Regions from separate parts of the Homo sapiens genome. Here region 1 is linked to region 2. A link is an interaction called in ENCODE POLR2A ChIA-PET data of the cell type or tissue named here. Cell type or tissue: endothelial cell of umbilical vein. All regions are shown on one strand. Links, peaks and the distances in the headings refer to the core of each region. The heading gives the core; the rest is flanking DNA. Region 1 overlaps SNX29 (sorting nexin 29). Region 2 has its middle 54 kb from the start of ERCC4.

What was found. Peaks named below come from ENCODE experiments on the same cell type or tissue, not always from the same donor. Only the 100,000 strongest peaks of a DNase experiment are listed, where the experiment ranks them.
Region 1: POLR2A ChIA-PET joins it to region 2 with 9 read pairs; 1 of 35 experiments calls an interaction of 5 or more read pairs at or near these places.

Annotation. Positions count from the first base shown.
Region 1 is chr16:12,414,623-12,419,014 of GRCh38, reverse strand. All of the region lies in intron 18 of SNX29 (sorting nexin 29), which reads right to left. Among named protein-coding and RNA genes, the nearest start is that of SNX29-AS2, 44 kb to the right of the region's middle. In endothelial cell of umbilical vein, for the core only: no CTCF peak of the experiment used is centred there; DNase peaks (open chromatin) are centred at 1,234 and 1,774.
Region 2 is chr16:13,863,957-13,868,348 of GRCh38, reverse strand. No RefSeq gene overlaps it. Among named protein-coding and RNA genes, the nearest start is that of ERCC4, 54 kb to the left of the region's middle. RefSeq lists an enhancer at 1,963-2,257. In endothelial cell of umbilical vein, for the core only: a CTCF peak has its summit at 2,046 (motif pointing left); a DNase peak (open chromatin) is centred at 2,028; H3K27me3 peaks cover 210 bases.

The DNA.
Region 1 (4,392 bases), core at 150-4,149, 1.4 Mb after region 2:
GCCCTGCCCACTACAAGCCAGCAGCCCCTTCTTTCCACTCAGTCTAGCAAGGGAGGCATCAGACAGGTTTAGGCAGATGTATAACTGCCGCTCCTGGCAAGGAGAGAAAGCTTCATGGAGAAGGGGACTTCTGGGCTGACTGTGTAGGAAACTGCAAGATGGGAACTGACACCAGGCATGTGAAGAAAACTTGGAAACATGGCCAGGTGCTGTGGCTCACATCTGTAATCCCAGCACTTTGGGAGGCCAAGGTGGGTGGATCACTTGAGGTTAGGAGGTCGAGACCAGCCTAACCAACAGGGCAAAACCCCGTCTCTACTAAAAATACAAAAATTAGCTGGGCACGGTGGCAGGCACCTGTAATCCCAGCTACTCAGAAGGCTGAGGCAGGAGAATCACTTGAATCCGGGAGGTGGAGGTTGCAGTGAGCCAAGATCGTGCCACCGCACTCCAGCCTGGACAACAGAGTGAGACTCCATCTCAAAAAAAAAAGAAAAGAAAACCCAGAAACACAGAAGGACAGAAACTGGTGCAAATGACCACACCATGCCCAGAAACCCTAAGACCACAGCCAGACTGAACAGGTCCCTTTCTCCTTCTCACCCACTCCACTAGAAAAACAGCTTTCTAGCAAAAAAAAAATAAATACAATCCTCATCGTCAACATGAACATCCTACATCTGATGTGTGTTGTGGCTCCAGACTGTTTTCTCTCCTGATCAGGTTAATCTGGAGGAAGGACGCTAGCAAACGGTTTTGCGGCAATTGGTGAAAAGTGGTATTTAGAGTTAAGGCTGTCTTAAATATGAAATATCACCAGCCAATTAACATCAATTTTAAATCTGTACTACAACAATAATTGGTCATTAAAAGTTCTGGGTGAATACTATCAGGAGTGACTCGGTAGTCATGTCAGGGAAGCACTTTCCCGACACGTGGGAATCCTCCAATGTAAGACAAATCCCACATGCATTTGCATGTGGTTCCCAGAGAAAAACGTGCCCTGCGGCTTTATCTATTCCCTTCCCCTTCCCAGGAGCTCAGAGACTCAATGCTGCGGCCAAAGACAGACAGTGCGGAGTACCAAGAAGCCATCCAATTACTGCAGGCAGAGAAAGCTCACTCGCTGTCGGCATACAGCGCTTCTCTTCCCAGGGCTCAAGAAAAACAGGGAGAGGCAGGAAATTATGAATTTCCTCTCCACATCAAGGACTAAGAAGGAACAAAGAGAAAGAAGGAAAGGGGAAGGGAAAGGGTGAGGAGGGTGAGGAGACAAGAAGTGGGAGGAAGGAAAGAGAAGAGAGGAAAGAGAAGAGAGGACACAGAACAGGAGAGAGGCAGTAAGAGGAGGAAGGGAAGAGGGAAATGACAGGGAAAAGGAATGACAAGGAACAGGGAAAAGGAATGATGAGGAATAGGGAAAAGGAATGAGAAGGAGGAGGAAAGAGGGAAACAGAAAGAGAAAAGGAAAAGACCAGGGGAGGGATGTAGAGTGTGCAAAGCGGGGAGCAAAGAGAAGGAAGGAAAGGAGAACCACCCACCCCCTCTGACCCACTAGCTCATCTCCCTCCCTGATGTGCCACAGGAATGTCCTCATTGCCCCTGGCCCTCATAGACAGATGCTGGGAGACCAGGTGAGCCAGACAGCCTGAAACAAGGAAAGACACCTGGACAGAGGCGGCTTCCATGGAAGCTCACTTCTGGAACCAGAGCACTCTAGATGCTGAACACAGGAAGCCCAGTGTGCCAAGAGGTACACACAGCCTGGCTACGCAGAAGAAACACAAAGCATTTTCACTGCAGACTAGCCTGAGGGAAATGCAAGTTTCATAAACAGTAAGATACGGATGGATTATGGAGTAGAATGCAAACCGCCCCTGATTGTCTCATGGAATGGTAGGCTCCCAAGAAGTACTGTGCCTGAGGTGGCTGGCACCCTGGCTGCACCTGGGAGGCCCTTCCCCTTACTCAAGCGTATCTCACTAGGCGCAGTGCCTGGCACACAGCAGGGGCTCCATAAATGTTCAGTTTTGTTTTACTTTTAATTGGCACATAATAATTATACACAGTTATGGGGTTGATATGTTTGTCCCCTCCAAATCATGTTGCAATGTCACCCCTGAAGCTGGAGGTGGGCCTAGTGGGAGGTGTCTGGGGCATGGGGCAGATGCCTCATGAATGGCTTGGTGCCCTGCCCATGAGAATGAGTGACTTCTTGTTCTGTTAGTCCATGTGAGGGCTGGTGGTTGGGATAGAGTAACACCTCCTCCTCTCTCTTGCTCCTTCTCTTGCCATGTGACATGCCTGCTCCCCCTGCACCTTCCACCATGACTAAAAGCCTCCAAGGCCTTCCCAGAAGCCGAGCAGATGCTGACACCATGCTTCTTGTACAGCCTGCAGAACTGGGAGCCAAAGAAACCTCTTCTCTTTATCAACTACCCAGCGTCAGGTGTTCCTTCACAGCCACACAAAACAAACGAACTCAGGGGCATGATGTGGTGTTTTGCTACATGTATCTGTTTTGTAATCAAATCAGGGTAATGAGCAGATCCATCACCTCAAATACTTCTCATTTCTTTGTGGTGGAAACATTCAGAACCCTCTCTTCCAGCTATTTTGAAATATACGTCATTGTTAACCATAGTCACCCTGCTGCGCAACAGATCACCAGAACTTCTTCCTCCTGTCTAACTGTGACTCTGCAATGACCAATGAGTGACTGGGCGGTGCCCCGAGACAAGCCCCGGGGCTCTGCTTGCGTCTGTGCTAAGTGCATTTGAGGGGCAGTTTAAGAAAAGCTGAGAGGGACTCGACGTTTAAGGAGGAGGGCCCATGAGCAGTCTCTGGGGTCAGAAACCGAACAGAGCACAGCCTGCCCAGTTCTGGGTTCCTTACCTCCTACAGGCTGATGCAAAGGGGCTGTAGTTGTCTTTTTCAAACCAGAGGACAAGCCAGGCGGCCATCCTCAGAGCCTGTTTAACTGAGGCAGATGCATGTGTCTGACAGTACGGCCCTGGCCACATTCAGAAGACGGCCCCCACTCCAACAATGCTCCCAGGACGAGCTGTACAGGGAAGAGGTCCTGCCATTTCTTCCCGACAAGATGATCTCCCCAGGGGAGATGGGGTTTAAGAGGCATCCCTTTCCAACATCCCTAAAAATAAATATAACTATTTTGGATATAGGAGAGAGTGGGCATTCCCAGCCTGGGTTGGGGAGCACAGGGAGTGTGTGGTGTGGCAGTTCAGGGCAGGTGCCAACTGTTCCCCATGGAGACCCGCTGGGGAGGAGAGTCCATCTACCTGTCAGCCTGACCAAGTCCGCTCACCAGGCCTCACTTCCTCCCCTGGATGTGGGAGGTAACATCCTAGACCAGCCCCAATCATCAGGTGGGATGGAAGGTCTGACGGAGGCAGACGCTGGGCCTGGCATAGTGCAGGACCCCAAGACATCAATACCAACCTGCCTGCGAGGAGAACTTCATGGGTGGATTAATTCATTTTAGAAAGTTTTTTAAGTTTATACTCTGTCCAGGCAGTAGGTGAGGGCAAATGGACAACCTGTCCTTGCTGTGTAATTACAAGGCCTCATCCAAATACATCAGAAATGCTGTGTGTGAGTATGAAACTCAATGGTGCCAGAAGGAGCTGCTGAGTGCATCTTGATCAAGACTCCAAGGCAATCCTGCCGAGTGGGCAGCAAGGCTGTCTCAGCCATTATTGGGGTCCTGCCCACTCCCCAGCCTTCAGGACAGTGTGGCGCTTGTACAGCGCTTATACCTTGCAGAAAGGACTTCCAACCTGCAGACAGTGGCCCACTCACTGCCAGTTTGTGGGTCCTGGTTTTCTGCTCCCAGGGCACACAAGCAAGCTGGAATTTTTGCCCGGACTTGGAGCCTTGCCTCCCTGGGAGGTCTCTCTTGTTCTGGGGCCTGCCATGGAGCCCTTAGCCCCTAGCTGTCTTCTCAAAGGAGTCTCTTTAAAAAGACAACAGGCCGGGTGCAGTGGCTCATGCCTGTAATTCCAGCACTTTGGGAGGCTGAGGCAGGTGGATCATTTGAGGTTAGGAGTTCGAGACCAGCCTAGCCAACATGGTGAAACCCCATCTCTACTAAAAACACAAAAAATTAGCCGGGCATGCTGGTGGGCACACGTAATCCCAGCTACTCAGAAGGCTCAGGTGGGAGAATTGCTTGAACCCCGGAGGCGAAGGTTGCTATAAGCCAAGAGTGTGCCACTCCACTCCAGCCTTGGAGACACAGAGTCTGTCTCTAAATACATACATACATACATACCAACAAATAAACAAACAAAATCGTCCCAAGCTTTTGAAAAACAACGGCCAGGCAGGAAAATGTCTTTGCAGGACTTCTACTTTTACCAGAAATCTCCC
Region 2 (4,392 bases), core at 274-4,273:
TGCAGGCTACACTCCATGCCCAAACCCAGTCCCACAGTGTTGCCTCCTCGTGAATACAATATAGAAAGTGTTTGGGAGTTTCTCAGGGGTTTGAGGAAGGGGGAGAGAAATAACTGACAAGTAGGGAAGATGTGGAAAATATTAAATAAACCCCATTATTCCCATAGAACTTGGAACAATAGACATGCCAGCAAAGAGAAAAAATGCTTGGTTCAAACTCTAGTAGAGAGATACAGTTATACTACAAACTTTGATAAACTTCATGGGACTTGAATTTTGATGTAAACTACAATTGATGCTTTTGTGTATTTTTGGAGGGACTACCCTACCCTTTTTAATCTTCCTTCCCTTCGTTTCTTGTTCTGTGATTAGGAGATGGGAAGAGATCATTTTCCTACTTAAAACCAAAAGAAAAAGCCCACATCCCTTTAGTCCAGAATAAAGGATAGGTTGACAAGTCATCACTACTTGATTTTACTTTTGTTGCTATCTCCTGGAGTGTGACTTATTGGACCTTTGCCTAAAGTTGGATTTGCTTGTCACTTAGATGTTGCAAAGTAGCTTCACGAAAGCTCTCTTAGCAAACTTGCTGATTGATGGAATGGATGATGCAGTTGAAACTGAAATCTGCTGAGAGACAAAGTAGAGAAAAATTTTGATTGTTAGAAAAATCAAGAAAGTAACTTCACTAGAAAAAGCAGAAGTTGTTTTCAAATAGTAGGCTCCACTGCATGCTATAGGACCTTACATTTTTATTTTGAAAAGGTTTAAGAATACAGAAAGCTTGAATAGGCATTTCTCCAAGGAAGATACATAAATGGCCAATAAGTAGATGAAAAGGTGTTCAATATCATCATTAAGGACATGCAACCCAAAACCACAGTGAAATATCCCTTCATACCTACTAGGATGGCTATAACAACAACAACAACAAAGAGAAGATAGTGTTAGCGAGGATGGGGAGAAATTGGAACCCTTATGAAGCGCTGGTTGGAATGTAGGACGGTTTAGATGCTATGGAAAGGAGTATAGTGGTTCCTCAAAAAATGAAACATAGAGTTACCATATGACCTAGCAATTCTGTTCCTAGGTATACAACAAAAAATTGGAAACACGGACTCCAATAGTTACTTCCATGGCAATGTTTATTGTAGCATTATTCACAATAGCCAAAAGGTGAAAACAACCCAAGAGTTCATCAACAGATGAATAAATAAACAAAATGTGGTACACACACACACACACACACACACACACACACACACGCTGGGGTATTATTCAGCCATAAAAAGAAAGAAAGTTCTGATACATGTTACAACATGGATTGACTTTGAAAGCATTATGCTAAGTGATATAGGCCAACAAAAAGGACAAATATTGTGTGATTCTACTTGTATGAAATATCTAGAATAGGGAAATTTATAGAGACAGAAGGTAGATTAGAAGTTACCAAAGGCCAAGGGAGAGGAGCATAAGGAGTTATTGCTTATTGCTCTCTCTTTAGGGTGGTGAAATTTTGGAAATAGACAGTGGTGATGGTTTTACAACACTGTGAATGTAATTAGTAAAATTTAAACAAAAAATACAAAAAGGAACAGAGAATAATATAGCAGTCACCCATGCAACCACTGGGTAGAATTGACAAATATTAACAATTTTATTTTATTTACTTCAGATGTTTCTTAAAAATAAAGCAAAACAGTGGCGGTGGTTTTACAACATTGTGAATGTAATTTGTAAAATTTAAAGACAAAATGCAAAAAGGAACAGAGAATAATATAGCAGCCACCCATGCAACCACTGGGTAGAATTGACAAATATTAACATTTTATTTTATTTACTTCAGATGTTTCTTAAAAATAAAGCAAAACATTGCTGATACAGTTTTTCCCATGTAGCAGATATGATTAGTATCCCATGCCACATCCCTTGGCCAATCTCTTTAGGCCTCTTGCAGCTATGGTGGATGGTTTCCAGGCACGCTGACTGCTTACGCCCTGGAGCACACGTTTCTCTGCCCCAGGGTTCCCTCTAGTGGCGAGAGAGCTTGCTTAGCCCGTCCACAGGGCAATCCCAAAGGACTGGAGGCGCAATGCCCCAAGGTCAATCCTCGATCAATGAGAGAAGGGAGTTGGAAAATAATTATCCCAGCTGCCTTGTCCCTTAGTGGATTGATTCTGAGGCATGGCTATTCAGGAGGTTCCTGCTGAGATTGAGTCCCAATTGCCCTAGATTAATACACACTTTATTGACTTACTCCCCTTCCCGTCTCTCTTTCCCTGCATCCTTACTATCTTCCTGCAATTGCCACCCCAATAAACTACTTGCATCAGACTCCTTGTTTCAGGCTCTGTTTTCAGAAGAGCCCAAAGTAGGACAGCCGCTTCCACTCTGTTCCTTTCTTCATTCATAAGAAGCAATCACTTTCATGAAGATGGTGTAAATGCTCCTGACCTATGTTTTTAAACTTGTGGCTAATACATCAACAATATACAGTTTAATGGATTTTAATAATTTTGTGAATGGTATCATTTTGTATGTGTATGCGTGTGTGTGTGTGTGTGTGTGTGTGATTCTACAACTTGTTTTTCTCACTCAATGTTTTTGAGATTGCTCCATGTGATAAGAGAGACCTGGTTCATTATTTGTAAGCACTGTGTGTAATTCTCACTATTGTATGACTGAACCACATTTTGTTTAACCACTCACCCCCATGATGAGCATTCATGCTTTTCCCCTGTGTTTTGCTATTAGAAAACATGTTCCAATGAACACTCTAACACCTTTGTTTTGTTTTTTTTTTTTTGAGACAGAGTCTCACTCTGTCGCCTAGGCTGGAGTGCAGGACTTCTTTGCAGAGTGTTTAAATAAAATGTTTGTTTAAACAGCAGCTAGGCTGGGCCCTTGTGGATTTATTTACTGGTCATTAGCTGCTAGAAGGAGAAGATGGGGAACAATAAGCTGAGAAGCTTCAATTAAAAGCTAGAAATTCCTGCCATTGAATATGAAGAAATGGATATGAGTAAAGTTGTAAATATCCAAGGGAAATTAATAATAATAATAAAAAGGACCCCTTTAAACCCAAACTCTATTTACAAGCAACCGTCTTCAAAGCTTGGCAGACACTGTTTCCTCTTCACGGACTACTCTTTGCAGCCATATCTCTGCCTGCCTAATTTCATTTAAGCTTCTACCCTTTCAGTTCTCCTTTTCAGGAAGCATTCTCTGACCTCTTGTATCAGGATAATTACACCAGTTGCATGACGGGCCAAACCTGAAATCCCAAAAGTTAAACACAATAAAGCTTATTTCTCACTCACATAAAGTGCCATGTAGGTTGAGCAGCCCTATACCGCCATGCTGCTGTTGGGGCATCTGAAACACGTGGACTTCAAGCTCTCTGAAGAGAGAAGAGGGGAGAGAGGAAGAGGAAGCAGAACAGCTCCTAATGACTTTGACCAGGAAGTGACATGTGTTACTTCTGCTCACGGTCTCTTGGTCAGAATTAGTCACATGACTCCATTGTAACTGCAGAGAAAGGTGGAAAATATAGGGGGCAATATAGAATATTTGGTGAGGATGAACAAGATTAGTCTTGTTAATCTGCTATACCATCAAGATTGTATCTGCTATGCCATCAAGAGTAGGTTGAGTGTCCTTTCTATGGGTTTTTAAATCAGCCAATCATAGCACTTCTCTCTCTTTCCCTTTTGATAATTTCCTGTGTATTAGTCCACCCAAGTCCCAAGCCTATAAATTCTTTGAAAGAACTAGAACTCATTCTCATTGGATCTTTTGCACTCAACCAAACACGGCACATTCAATAACACTCAATAGTTATTGAATACAAGGTAAAAGAAAAGGAATAAGTGGCTCTTCCAGGAATACAGCCATTAAAAAAATGGAGGCATAATTGTTTTTATATAAATCTCTAGCCTAGGAGATTGATTGTTTTATCTGTGGATCAGATAGCCTTTAATCTTCTAGATGTCAATCAAGTTCTTTGATCTGAGAAACTTCTGACAGGAGCATTTGAAATCTCCTCTCCCGTAAGCTTGTACAAGTGGTATATTTAATACCAGGCTCTATTCAAAGCTTCTTGGCTTTATTTTAGCTTGCCTATTAATTATGACTTCTTTTATGTCTTCCTATCATGCATACACAAATTAGGGACAACAAACTTATGACTTTTTCCCCTGAAACATGACCCATTTAAAAAAATTATTATTGTATTAGTCAGGGTTCTCCAGAGAAATAGAAGCAATAGAACCAATAGTATCTACCATTGGTTAGTATAAATAAGGAGGAATTGGTTTATGCTATTATGGAGGTAGGGAGGTCCCACAACCTATTTTCTGCAAGCTGGAGGCTCAGGGAAACCAGTGGTGCAAT